Regions from separate parts of the Homo sapiens genome. Here region 1 is linked to region 2. A link is a contact called in ENCODE Hi-C data. All regions are on one chromosome and are shown on one strand. Each heading gives the region's core, a stretch centred on a gene start or an enhancer-like site at or near the end of the contact. The rest is flanking DNA. Distances are from core to core; before and after follow the strand shown. Region 1 overlaps MSI2 (musashi RNA binding protein 2). Region 2 overlaps AKAP1 (A-kinase anchoring protein 1).

Region 1 (6,823 bases), core at 487-2,986, 430 kb after region 2:
AGAAGCTGACTTGCGATGCCCTTCTGTAATGGGGTGGTTCTTCAGGGGTCCCCAGCTGGGGTGGGAGTGCCATCCTTGATGCCTGCACGCTGGCCTGTCATTGGGTGCAGCCCACCCTGTGAGGCTGATGTGACCTGGGCTTCCCCTGGGGAAATCCTGGAGGGGACTTCCAGCTGGGGACTATCTTCCAGCAGCACTCCCAGCCACTGGGAAGGAGGTCCTTCATTCCTGAAGGGGATCTAAGCATCCTGACACAGCACCCACTGTGATGGTGTGTGGAGTTCTGTTGCTGTCTAAGCAGGCCATGTTAGCAATCTTGATAGAAACAGCCAACACTTTCTGAGCACTTACAACACCAAGTGCTTAGCACAGTGCTGGCACCTACCATTGAACCTTGATGACAGACAGCCATAGGTGAACCGAGCTGCCCAGAGTCTCACACTGGTGAAAGCAGAGCTGGGACGTAAACCCAGCCTGTCTGACCTGGAGCTCAGGCTCTTACACTCTGCAAGCATTGTGCAAGGTAACTGGTTAAAGCGGAGGAGCTGGTCATTTTAAGGGTTTGGTATTTCCTCATTTTCTGTCCTTCTCCACAACAGCCTTCTTGCTGGATGACCGTGCTCCTCCATTTCCACTTGGAGAAATTAAGGCACATAAGTTTGGAATATTGCATAGCAGATTCCTGCAGCCAGACAAGGAGCAGAGCTGTTGTTAAAACCTGGATGCCAGTCGGCACGATGGCTCACACCTGTAATCCCAGCACTTTGGGAGGCCGAGGCGGGTGGATCACCAGAGGTCAGGAGTTCAAGACCAGCCTGGCCAACATGGTGATACCCTGTCTCTACTAAAAATACAAAAATTAGCCGGGTGTGGTGGTGGGTGCCTCCTGAAATCCCAGCCACCCGGGAGGCTGAGGCAGGAGAATCGCTTGAACCCAGGAGGCGGAGGTTGCAGTGAGCCGAGATGGCGCCATTGCACTCCAGCCTGGGCAACAAGAGTGAAACTCCGTCTCACAAAAATATAAAACAAAAACCTGGATGCCTCCCTTGGCCCTGTCCCTCACTTCATTTCCTGGCCTTCCATACGATGATTTGTGCCCAGGGGGAGCGGAGAATGGTGGCTTTCCAATCTTCTCAGAGTCACTTCATTTGCTGTCTAAAAGTTGTTAGAGATGGTCTGGAAAACACTGGGCTGATCGTCAATGGATTTAATCATTAGGAGGGGGAAGTTTGTTGCTTTATCCTTGTAAAAGTCAGATAAGATCTGGGACTTGGCATTAAGTATTGATCCCAAGTGGGGCTGGAGGGGAGGGACAGGGAGGGAAGAGGCAACAAGGTGCTGTCCTTCCAGTTTGCTCTGTTGTTGGCAGGAGGCCGGGGAGTAGACAGCCAGCGGGAGGGAGGAAGGGTGCACTGGCCAGCTCTCTCTCCAGTGTCCCCACAACCTCAGCCCTGATGGAGAAAGTGGAATGCGGGCATGTTGCTTGCTGAAATAATCTCACACTCACCTCCTTATGGGGGAAGGGAACCCTCCCCATTGTGAGGGTCACTGTAGAGGATCCTCAGCTGTCCTTCCCTCCAATTTCAGAGCCCTGGGTTCCTGAGCCCTGCACAGCTGGGTTCCTCCAGGGAAGATCTGGATGGTTGAGGCCTAGTTGAAAGGAGGTGAGGAGTCTCTGAAGCTAATCCCATAGCCTGGTGAGGGAGTGGTTTCTGGCAGAGGACATCCCTGTGGCCTTCATTACCCAGCAGGCCTGCTTGCCCTGGAACATTGCCAGAGGCAAAGGAACAGGAGACACGGGGAGAGAAATAAAGATTAGTGTGATGGATGACTCTTCTGCCAGCAGTTAGCAGTTGCTTATTAAATGCAATGCTAATGGCTTTGGAGAGGAATAACAGCCCTGAGACCCACTGGAAGGGGGTGGGATGGTTTTGTGAGCCCCAGCGAGCACCATCAGTGGCAGGCCTCTTGAACTAAGAGGGTCCTTTCCCAGAGTGGCTGTGGTTTATCCCAGTTCCTGGGCTGGAAAGGTGCAGTGGTTGGGGATCCAGCCAGAGGGAGGAGCATCCAGGCAGGTGGCCGGAGAGCTTGGGTTCTTCCTGGAGCTTGCTCAGTCTCTGTCCCGAAAAGCAGCTGGCCAAAGTTTAAGGTCTTTGTAATTTGCGTAATCGGTTTATTTATTAAAATGGTGCCAGTAAGATGTAACTTAAGCTGTGATAGAAGATAATGCTTTTCTAAGGAGGAAGAACAGCCCTTAATGTTTTGAATACCTGCCAGACACTCACTTTTGAAATTGACCTCTGAAGTCCAGATTGACTCTTTTATGTACGATGTATAAAGATGCCTAAGAATTGCACTGTCATTATTTGTTTATTGGTGTCTATTACTCAAAAAAAAAAAGAGGGCATAGAAAAAAGTTTCACAAAGGTGTAGGTTACATTTTAAAATAATTTAAAGCATTGCTTCACTTGTAGGTGTGGGATGTCAGACATAATGTATGCATGTCCTTCCTAATGAGAGTCTAACATTCTGACTTTATTTACCTAGGGAAGAACGTTGGGACTGTATAAGCTGTACATGTGACTTTGTAGGATGGAGGAATAAGTGTATTTGACAAAAACGATCAGACCCTCTGGCCAGAAAGGGCACAGTCCAAGAAGAAGGGTTGTTGGAGGGAGTAGAAAGTATGATAAGGATGTGTAGAATCACAGCTGGTGATGACACTTTTGCTGATGTGACAGGAGGGCAGCCTGCAAAAGATTGGCTCCCACGCTGCCCTCGTTTGGGGTCTGGAGCAGGATTTGCTGCCTGTCTTCCCTGCTGGCATTTTACCGGTAGTATTTTCCCCACCTCTCAAATCTGCTCTTATCTTTTCACTAATTGTTGATGGTGTTAAGTATCCATCAAATCCTCTCCCAAGTCTGAGATGTGTTAAGGGGTTTATTGGAAGCCTGTAAACCAACAGTTGGTCACTATTGGTATTGATCCTAATTCTGCACCAGGATTAGAAACCACTTGACAAGAAAGCGGACAGTCTGTCATAGACCACCACCAACAGCCAGGGTTCCTGGCCTCCCAGAGCTTTCAGTTTAGTCCGTAGTGTGATGTAACATGCCAGCTGGGTTCTCTTAGGTAAGTTCAGGGTCCTAGATGGGGTTAGGTGAAAATCCAGTTCTCTTTCCAGAGTGGACCATTGTTGGGTGGCAGAGGGTGGGGCGGTGGGCAACTGTTTAAGAAAGACATTGACCAACAGGAATCTGGGAGAGAATGGTGAGAATGGGGTAGAAACTCAATATGATTGAGTCCAAGAGGTCTTGAGGGGAGTGGAGAGCTGTGATGTGGTCATTCATTGCAGCCTTTGGGTACTTGAAGAGTTTCCATTGGAAAAGAGTTCTGTGTAGCCTCAATGTTGGGCACACTTGAGTTAGAACAAGGAAGAATCGCCTAGTCCAACAGTGGCAATAAGAGGACAGCCATTGCCCCTCTGCCAGATTCTCAGAACCCAAGGTTCTGTGCCTCCAGTGGGCTCATTCTAAAGCTGGGACTGTGTGAGGGGGTGGGCATGCTGCGTGCCCACCGTGAGGGGCACACCCGCCTCTTCACTGCCTTGCAGGGCTGTATCCCCAGGCCCTGTAACCTTGCAGCGATGGAGGGCAAAGGAGGGGGTGGGATAAAGAGTCAGCCCACCCTTTGCCATCTTTCAGAGACCAGCCCCGGAGCTGTCTGCACATTTTATTTTCTCGTTAAATAAACACCATTAGCCTTCCTGAGAAATTGGTGCAAACATGACCTCGCAAATAACCAATTAAAAGGGTAGGGTTGAAGGGGAATGTGAATTTGAAAACATGTAGAGGAGGCCATTAAGGATTCCTGTAGAATCTGGCAACATCGATCCAAGACCTTAATTTTATTTCTGACAGGAAAGCAAGGAGTGTGCTTTCATTTTTTTCCCCCGAGTTAACTCAATTCCGGAAGCGCCCATTCCGGCGCTGTCTCTTGAGATATTAATCAACACAGTAGCTTGGTTTCTGTTCACCTGCTCTTCTTTGGAGACACGGAGTAATACAAAGCCCTCAACTTCCTAGCAACAGGGCTGGGGGACAGGGTGCCCGGGGCAAGAGGGAGCTTGCAAAGCCAGGGGGAGTTTGGTACCCAGGATGAGCTGCACTTTTTTAGCCAAAATACAAATCTTAAACTTCTTTCCTTTGGAATAAAAGCCCTGGCACCAAAAGGGTGGTGACCTAATAGGTCTTCCTGCCTCCCCCTGCTGTGGCCCACGGAAGCAGAAAGGGAGTGGGCTCAGGGTCAGCAACTTCACTGACCCAGAAGTGGTTTTTTTGTAGAGAGGGACAATGAATCTTTTGTTTGGTCCTGTTCCCATAGAGGCCCAGGCTCTGACTCTCACAACATGGTTTAAGATCTCGGTGAGGGCAGAGTGTGGAGATCTGAAGAGAAAGGAGCTTTTAGCATGGCAGCTTGATTAAAAGCACCCCCTTTCTTAGCATCACGGCACTGCCAGTGGCCGGAGAGGGCTGGGCCAGGGGTCGCCGCAAGCCCTGGGTGGCTGCCTCCCCGTTGGGACTTAAGGTTCCTAGAGGGGTCCCGGTTATTATGCACCTCTGGACTTCAGCCTCTGTTTTCAGTTTGTGGATCAGAGGGTGTACGCTATCCCATCTGTATCTGTATATCAGCATGGTATGCTGCAAAGAGCTTGAGTTTTAGAGTTGGTCATACTCGGTTTCAGATCCCAGCTTTCCCTTGGGCGTGATCTCAGGCAAGTTACAAGATGTTTTACTCCCTTGTGAAGGTAACACACCCGCTCTGTAAGAGTTAAATGATTCCGCTTGCGAGGTGCCCACTCCCCACTCCCCGCAAGTGGAGAGTGCGGGGCAGCCTGGTTTCTTCCCCCTTCCTCCTTAAGTGAAACCACCTGCTTAACTTCTTTAGGCAAACAAACTAAAATCTGTGTTTGAGTTTTGGGGACCCTAGTCTTGAAAAATAAAACCCTTTCGTGGTTGTTTTTTCCTCTGCTTTGCACACACACATATGCTTGCATGTGCATGGAATATCTTTGAAAGGATGCCTGCAAAATCGGTAACAAGGAGTTAGAACTGCATATTGGTTAAGATCACATGCTCTGAAGTGAGACAAATCTAAGCTCTGGGACTTAATAGCTGTGTGACCTTGGGCAACTTACTTATCTTCTCTGCAACTCAGATTCCTTATCTGTAAAATAGGACATTGGGTTAGCCTGAAGCTTACGTCATTTAATGAGTATAAAGGGTTTGGAACAGTCTCTGCCCATACTAAACACTCAAATATGTTTTATGCACACGTGCATATCATATGCAGATGTACATACATTAAAAACATACATACATAAAAAAGTGTTTGCTCCTTTTTTATGGGGAAGAGAATTAAGCAACCTGAGATACAGAGACGGAGGGAATCTTTTTATTATATACTCATTTACTTTTTGAATTTTTTTTTTTTTTTTGAGACGGAGTCTGGCTCTGTTGCCCAGGCTGGAGTGCAGTGGCGCAATCTTGGCTCGCTGCAATACTTTTTGAATTTTTGTACCTTATGCACTTATTACCTATTCATTTACTTCTTTAGTGTGAGCTTTTAAAATTTATTCCAATTTGAATTGTCAATGCAGTGATAGAACAACGTGAAAGAGACTTTTTGAAAGAAAGAAAATTTACCAGCCGGGCACAGTGGCTCACGGCTGTAATCCCAGCACTTTCGGAGGCCAAGGTGGGCAGATCACTTGAGGTCAGGAGTTCAAGACCAGCCTAGCCAACAGGGTGAAACCCCATCTCTACTGAAAATACAAAAATTAGCCAGGAACGGTGGCACGTGCCTGTAATCCCAGCTACTCAGGAGGCTGAGGCAGGAAAATTGCTTGAACCTGGAGACAGAGGTTGCTTTTTGTTTCCATAAACAGATGATCTGATGGATAGATGAGGATTTTCTTAGTAGTTTCTGCTCTTCCCAGACAACGTGCTATTATTAGAATAGCCAGACTGGCCCTGGTCTGAAAAGAAGCCTGGTTTGCGCCAGTTCATCCAAGACCAGAGGGGAGGAGGGCCAGAACAGGGAGGTCCTCCATCCCAGGAGCTCAAAGTGCTTCGTAATTCAAGTTTAAAAAAAGTTAAAAGCATTTTTCTACCCCAAGTTATGACTAGTAAACACGTGGGGACCTTACACAGCGTGGCAAATGCAGAATCTTCCTCTGCATTCCCATTGTTTATGGCTTAGGAGTCAAGGCAACACCCGGTTAATGATGCTTGTGAAGTGTCTGGGCCATGTGGCAAAGGGATAAGAGCTTAGGTCCAGATTCCCACTGCAGGACTCACTTTCCAGAGCAACCACTAATCAATTGCTGTGTGACCCTGGACAAGTTACTAAATCTCTCTGAACCTCAGTTTTCTCATCTATTAAATGGTGTTAATGTTATTAACTCATGGACTTGGGAAGTTTAAGTGAGATAGTTTATCTGTGTGAAACATCTGATGCTTGGAAGGCTATCTGTAAATGTTAACTTTGTCATTATCATATTAATTATTGTTATTTTACTACTAAGAATACTGTGACTGTCATTACTTCGGGAATGGAGGCTCAGGCTTGCTGATTGGAGAGAATGTTAACACCCTAGATGGCTGCTGGCAGATGCTGTCAAGTTTTCCACCTTGAAGGGTGTTGTGGGCTGAATTTTGTCCTCCAAAAGCATAAGTTGAAGTCCTGACCCCTAAAAGATACCCCCAAAAGAAGTCCTAACCCCAAAAAGATAAGTTGAAATACCTCAGAATGTGACCTTATT
Region 2 (7,005 bases), core at 1,790-4,289:
CCAGGCCTACCAGCAGAGGGCTCACCACCACCAAAGACCTACGTGAGCTGCCTGAAGAGCCTTCTGTCCAGCCCCACCAAGGACAGTAAGCCAAATATCTCTGCACACCACATCTCCCTGGCCTCCTGCCTGGCACTGACCACCCCCAGTGAAGAGTTGCCGGACCGGGCAGGCATCCTGGTGGAAGATGCCACCTGTGTCACCTGCATGTCAGACAGCAGCCAAAGTGTCCCTTTGGTGGCTTCTCCAGGACACTGCTCAGATTCTTTCAGCACTTCAGGGCTTGAAGACTCTTGCACAGAGACCAGCTCGAGCCCCAGGGACAAGGCCATCACCCCGCCACTGCCAGAAAGTACTGTGCCCTTCAGCAATGGGGTGCTGAAGGGGGAGTTGTCAGACTTGGGGGCTGAGGATGGATGGACCATGGATGCGGAAGCAGATCATTCAGGAGGTAGGAGGGTCTCGGGTTCGTTTAGAGGATGGGGCGCTCCCAGTATTTCTTGGAGAAAGGCTGCCAGTCTGCCTCTCCCTTCTGCTACTTGTGCAGCAAAGTCATAGTGCTCTTCAGCTCTTTATCGCAACCTGCAGAGGTCTGGACACGGCGTAGAGCTGGTGGGTAACTGAGGAGTTAGATTGCCCTGAAACCCCAAGTCATGGGAGCTGTAACTTGGTTCCTCAACCGGTGACCTTCCCCAGTGAGCCCTTCCCAAGGAACTAGCGCCAAGTTGGGCTCGCTGATTAACATTAGTGTGCCTCTTTTTCTTTGTTTAAAAAAATTATTATTATTTTGGTGCAGATGGAGTCTTCCTTTGTTGCCCAGGCTGGTCTCGCACTCCTGGGCTCAAGTGATCCTTCCGCCCTCGGCCTCCCAGAGTGCTGGGTTTATAGGTGTGAGTCACTATGCCCAGCCCATTTTTTTTTCTTTTTTAAACACTAACCTCTTTGTGTGTGCGTGTGTGTGTGTGTTTTAATGGAGAGGCCTCCTTAGCTTTACTTCCCTTGAGTGCCAGGTATGGGTGTGAGTGTTTTGAATGGTTTTTATTTCCTTTTAATCATGTGCTTGTTCCCATGTCTTCACCTGCTTTCCTTCTCCAGAAGCTCTTACAGGGTAAGTGCCCAAAGAACGGCCACAGCTTTGAATACTTGTGGGAGGCTTGAGCTTCCTGAGTTGTCGCTGTCACCTTTGCAGAAAGCCTCAGCCATTTTCTTTCTGTGCAGTTGCAGCTCCACCCCCGGGAAAGCGGGGCACTTTGATAACGAGGTGTCCTGGGTTTTTCGAGTGCTGACCCCAGCGTAGACAGTTCAGACCGCTAACTTACAGGTCAGCAGCTCCTGACCCTGCTTCTGCAGGCACCCTGGGGTGTTTTCATTTATCTCATGGAGAGAGGCCACGAATATCCCGAGTGGCTCTCTGACTTGTTTGTCCTGGAGCCATTCCCTCCCATTTCAGCTCCGGGTAGGTTGGGAATCTTTATTGGGAATTTTACCACTTTCAGCAGCATCTAGTTTGTACCACACGCTACATTTTGTCACCTCCAAGATGCTGTTAAGACACTACTGTTTTTATGTACCTTGGAAAGAAAAAAGTGCTGCCAGTCATGATTATAGAAGGCAAGATACTATATGATGCATCCTAATCTCGGGATGTTTAAATGTTTCTTAAAATACTGCATCTGAAAATGGGTGATTTTTATTTTATTTATTTTTTAAGAATAAAGGAGTTTCCCTTTGCTTACTGCCCCTCAGCTGAATTAACAAGCCCCGCAGCCTTGTCTGCCAACTCTAGATGGATAGTAGTAGCTACTCAGACCTGTTGAAGTCTTCTGAGTTTAGGCTTGAACCTAAGCCGTGGTGATGGGCAGGGAGGTTTAGGGATGGCACGTGGAAATGAGGTAATACTGTCCACGAGCATGCGGTGGGTGCCAAGCACGAGGTTAGTGCCTCGCATGTACCTTCATGTCAGCCCTGCTTTGTTTGTGAGGAAGTTGAAGCTGAGAAGGGGACCAGGGACCACCCCACTGAGGGAGCTGGAAGCTGGCCTTTGAGTGCAGCCTGCTAGAGTCCGGGTGTGGTTCTGAGCCACTGCTGGGAGCCATCGGGATGGCAGGTGTTAGCCAGTCCCATTCTGTGGGGCAGAGGCTGGATACTGTGAGTGAGCAGAGCTCCCCGCCCCCTCGCCCAGCCCCTGTCAGCCTGTTATGCTTCCCGCAGGCTAGCCAAGCAGTCTTCCCCCAGAAGGGGTACTTTTCCCTGCATGAATCCTGTTCGAAGCGCCTAGTGTTAAGGGGGGAAGTCATTTTGAAGGTGATTCTTCCTTAGCTGGGAGCAGGATCTCTTGGGCCTTAGTTCTCTGCATCCAGTGTATGGGTTACTTGGCAAAGGATTATACTCAGGGTTTGGAGAAACCATGTGGAAGGTAACCTAATTGGTAGACTCTCAGGAGTGATCTATTTCTGGTGATTGAGTCATCCATATTTAAGCCAGGGCCACTTCTCTTGAGCTGATCTGGACCCGCTTTTTTGTGACGGTCCCTTTGGCACGCTCTTGAGTGAGAGTGGAACAGCCCAGGTCGGGAGCAGAGTCTGTTCCCATTGGGTTTTCTTGGGCATGAGCTTTGGCTCAGTCTTTTGACCAAGGGAGTATTTGAGCCAGAAGAGTGTTCAGAGTTGCATGAATCAGGCCTAAGCAAAGGGAAAGGAGACTCTCCTTTTTTAGTCCACATATGGCAGAGGAACGAGCGGGTCCCCGCTAGGTATAAGAATGGGGCCCTCAGGCAGGCCAGTGAGGACTTTGTCTAGCTCTGCTGGGCTGAAGGCCAGTACCTATGACCCTGGGACTGGGCCCTGGGGACAGGAGACTGACCCTTGGTCTGAGGGGGTAGGATAGTTGGAAGGGTGTCAAGGTGTTTGTGGTCCATCGGTCTGGCTCTCAGGACCATGTGGACCTCAAGCGTGTCTCCTCCCCCGCCCTCTGGGCTCCCCTTCCCTGGGCGCAGTCTGTCTCTTCCAAGTTCACCACTTGTGTCTCTGCTCCAGCAGCTGTGGCTGGGTGCGGCTGCCAATTAAGCAAGTGGGACTGTAAGTGACAGGCTAAAATTAGGTGTATCGACACCCCCAGTTCTCCTTTCATTGGGGTTGTTCTGAGCCTTCTAGACTGTAAGTTGACAGTCACCTGCCAAGCTTGAGGAGCGGGTGTGGGGCAGGGCCTCCTGGGAATGTGAGTTTGGGAAGTTCTTGGTTACTGGCTGCTCTGAGTGGGGTCTGTGTGTGTGCGTGCCTGCTGCTTCTTCCCCTGCAGGTTCTGACAGGAACAGCATGGATTCCGTGGATAGCTGTTGCAGTCTCAAGAAGACTGAGAGCTTCCAAAATGCCCAGGCAGGCTCCAACCCTAAGAAGGTCGACCTCATCATCTGGGAGATCGAGGTGCCAAAGGTAGGGGCGGAGTCCCCCAGGCTGGTTCTGTGGTAAGCCCAAAGCTCCCTGGGGCCAGGGCCATTAGACCTCAGGGAGGGAGGGGGCTGGGAGAGGGACAGTAAACCAGAAGGAGCCCTGGGTCAGCCAAAGGCCGCAGGGAAAGGACACGCTACACTTTGCCAAGGCTCAGAGAGCTTCCTGCAACATGGAATTCCTCCAGCTGCCTCCAGGAGCATCTTATTCTTGTACTTCTCAAACTCGCAGGCCTGTGTGTCTCCCTTGGGGGTGGTTCTTGCATATTCTGGGGCTCAGATCTATTTGGAAAAAAAACACCAAGGCCGTGGGGGCCAGCCAGAATCCCTTCACTGAGCTCTGCTCAAGTGCTCCAAGTGTATTTTATAATTGAGCAAAGCATAAATCCATATTTTAGAGAACTTGAAAAGTATAGAAATACATGCAGAAAATAAAAATCAGCTCTAATCCTACCCTTGAGAGTGACTGTGAAAGACTTTTATTTCCTTCTCATCTTGCACCCTGTGGTTTTTAAACAAAACTGAGATTATGTCGCTTTAATTAATACTTTAAATATTTAACAATTTAATTTTCGTGTGTTATTCTTTGAAAATGTAACTGTAACTGCATTATTCACTGTGTGGATGTCAGTTTACTTCATCAGTCCCCCATTCCTGAGTGCTTAAGTGGTTTCGAGCTTCTTGCTATTAGAACTTACAACATATTAGCTTGATCTTGATGTTTATCTCTGGGGCTCAGAAATAATTTGTCAGACCGCATTCTCCCAGGGCCCTGGGCTCTGTGCTCAGGTGGAGACTTGGCTTGGTCTGAACTCTGGGTCAGAGTGGCTGTTTTGACCCTGGGTTGCGAGGTCTCTTGGTGGTTTCCTCCCTGGGGGGCCCTGTTATCCGTCCTGCCTGCTTTTCCTTCAGTGGTTACAAAGGGCATGAAGAGAAAGGCTGTGCCTGAGGATGGACCATGTCCCCAGTAGCTCCTCCGGGAGGGGGTCGTTGGCGGTTGTGTGGGAGCCCATCTTACGTAAGGGCTAAGTTTGGCTGCTTCTATCTGCCTTGAACTCTGGCGCACTGGGCACTTCTGCATGCCTCCTGCTCTGCAGGCTTCAGCCTGCTGTCACTTGGCAGCGGGAGCCCAGGGTTCTTAGACCTTCATTTTCAAATCGAGCCCCTTTATCTTTGGATCTGAGTAGACTTGAGGGAGAGGGGCACGAGAAATCGAGAAACTGTGTGCTGGTGAAACTTCTCAGCATGGCTTTTAGAGGAGAAGATGCTGCTGCCTTTGCAGCTTTCCGGGTCTGGGCCACATTGTTGGGATGAAATGGGAACTGCTTGGTCCTGGAGCCAGACTGCCTGGTTCGACTTCCTGGTTAGCAGCTGTGTGACCTTAAGGTAGTTACTTAGCCTCTCTGGGCTTGTTTCCCCATATACAGAATGGTGATAAAGTTATCTGTGTTTCACAGGTACTATGAGTAAATGTAAGTGCTTAGAATAGTCCTGGAAAATAAATGCTGACATGGTAACAGCTAATATGTTTGAGCATGATCTTGTGTAAAACAGAAGTAGGTCTTTGGGTGTCCAGGGAATTGGTTTCCCTTTAACCCTCTCATCTCTTTTTGTCTTTCTGGAAGCACTTAGTCGGTCGGCTAATTGGCAAGCAGGGGCGCTATGTGAGTTTTCTGAAGCAAACATCTGGTGCCAAGATCTACATTTCAACCCTGCCTTACACCCAGAGCGTCCAGATCTGCCACATAGAAGGTCAGTAACATCTGCTGCTTGTATTGCCTCTTACCTGAAATATTAAATAGAAGTGAATAGCATCTGAGTTTCAATTGCTATCTTTTTGGAATAGGAAACCCTGCTTCTCATCCCAGGGAAGGGAGCATTAGGTATCTTCCCTGCAGCCTTTTCCCCATTTCAGGTGCCTGCGGGAGACTCAGGTCCCTCCCTACTCTGATCTTTGGCCAGGAGAAGTGTGGGTGCTTGGTTGGGCGGGGCCTGGGTCCTGGGTTCATAGTGCCCACCACCCCATAAAGGCTTCTCTCAAAGCAGAAGTGCCCTGTGTGCAATTCCCCCTTGGCATTTTCACAGCTGCCTGCCTCTTCTGTTGCATTGAAAGCATGGATCATAATGGCAGAGGTATCATTTGAAAGGCTTAGATGCCTTTCTTCCTAAAGCAGAGCTTAAGTGTTTTGTTACCTCAAAGATGCACTTGAACTCTATGCAAAGTCCAGTGGAGTGGGGTCTGTGGCTGTGTTTTTGTGAGTGTGGGTGTGAGTTTCCTCTTACAGTGATTGTATGTCCTGCCCCCATCCGCTATTTAGGCTCTCAACATCATGTAGACAAAGCGCTGAACTTGATTGGGAAGAAGTTCAAAGAGCTGAACCTCACCAATATCTACGCTCCCCCATTGCCTTCACTGGCACTGCCTTCTCTGCCGATGACATCCTGGGTGAGCGTGCTACTGGGTGATCCGGACTTCTTGCCACTTTCCCCCAAACCTACCCCAAACAAGAAACTCCCCAGACCTCAGGCTAAGAAGGCCAAGTGCACATGAGTGCCTGCGCCCTCTCTTCTCTGGCCTCTGCTGGTCGGTTCTGCTATGGGACTGTGTTCTGGGGACAGGGCTTAGGTGGTGATAGCGCTGGCAGGAAACCAGAGGCCTCTTGGTCCCCACATGGGAGGACTACTTTTCCTGGCTCTCCCCCTGGGCACCTTTTAAGTTTTCTAGGCGTTTGCTTAGAAAGGATGGTGTAGTTCGGACAGGAGATTGGGTGTGTCCAGGGTCGCCGTTCACCACCTGAGACCTGGGTGGGACTAGAATCATGGGTTTGGATGGCGCTTGTTCTTTCTTCTGGTTGAGTCAGGCCTTAACAGTGGCCCTGGTGAAGGATCTCCTTCCCCTTCCCCTCCCCAGGAGGTGCCTAAATTACAAAGAAGAATGAATACTCCCCACCAGGCCCGGAAGTCCAGTGACTCTTGGGAGGTTGCCCCAGGAGTTTGGCAGAGGGAAGAGCTGCTATCTCCAGGGCCCCTGTGTGCTGCTGACTGCAGGGTCTCTCAGGGCCGTGGCCCATATCCTGCCGTGTGCCTCTGGCCCTGGTTGGGTCTTATCTCACTGGGAGTAGAATTGCAGAATTCTGTGGGCCAACGACTGTTGACTACGTTTTACACAGATGGACAGATGGGCTGACTATAGCTCCAAGGAAATTGTCCTCCTTCGTGTTTTTTTTTTGTTTTTTTGTTTTTTTATGGATGGTAGGCATTTCAGTTTTGTGTCTTCCCCTTTGCAAAGGCCCTTGGGCTGGAGGGAAAGGATTGGGATATCTTTTTCCTGTGGATATGTGAGAGTAGGCTGAATACCACTTTATGCTTTACTCCTGAATCAAGAGTTTTTTCCCAGGAGGCTCGGTCGTAGACTCACTCTCTTTTTTTTTTTTTTTTTTTTTTTTTTGAGACAGAGTCTCACTCTGTTGCCCAGTCTGGAGTGTAGTGGCATGATCTTGGCTCACTGCAACCTCTGCCCACCAGGTTCAAACGATTATCCTGCCCCAGCCTCCTGAGTA

What was found. Hi-C counts contacts between places; a loop is a spot of excess contacts on that map.
Region 1: a map of vagina shows a loop between it and region 2 (3-fold over the local background). The contact joins two enhancer-like sites. A Hi-C loop is called at or near these places in 1 of 168 maps with a recorded cell type or tissue (vagina).

Annotation. Positions count from the first base shown.
Region 1 is chr17:57,533,704-57,540,526 of GRCh38, forward strand. All of the region lies in intron 7 of MSI2 (musashi RNA binding protein 2), which reads left to right. Among named protein-coding and RNA genes, the nearest start is that of MSI2-AS1, 71 kb to the right of the region's middle. RefSeq lists enhancers at 63-112, 123-312. Within about 2 kb of position 1,737, at least 4 of the 41 ENCODE cell types and tissues checked have a DNase peak (open chromatin) inside an H3K27ac peak, as active enhancers do.
Region 2 is chr17:57,106,728-57,113,732 of GRCh38, forward strand. It overlaps AKAP1 (A-kinase anchoring protein 1), which reads left to right. Exons shown (of 11, transcript NM_003488.4): 2 at 1-451; 3 at 3,298-3,431; 4 at 5,071-5,197; 5 at 5,764-5,891. Among named protein-coding and RNA genes, the nearest start is that of AKAP1, 25 kb to the left of the region's middle. RefSeq lists an enhancer at 2,142-2,743. Within about 2 kb of position 3,040, at least 15 of the 41 ENCODE cell types and tissues checked have a DNase peak (open chromatin) inside an H3K27ac peak, as active enhancers do.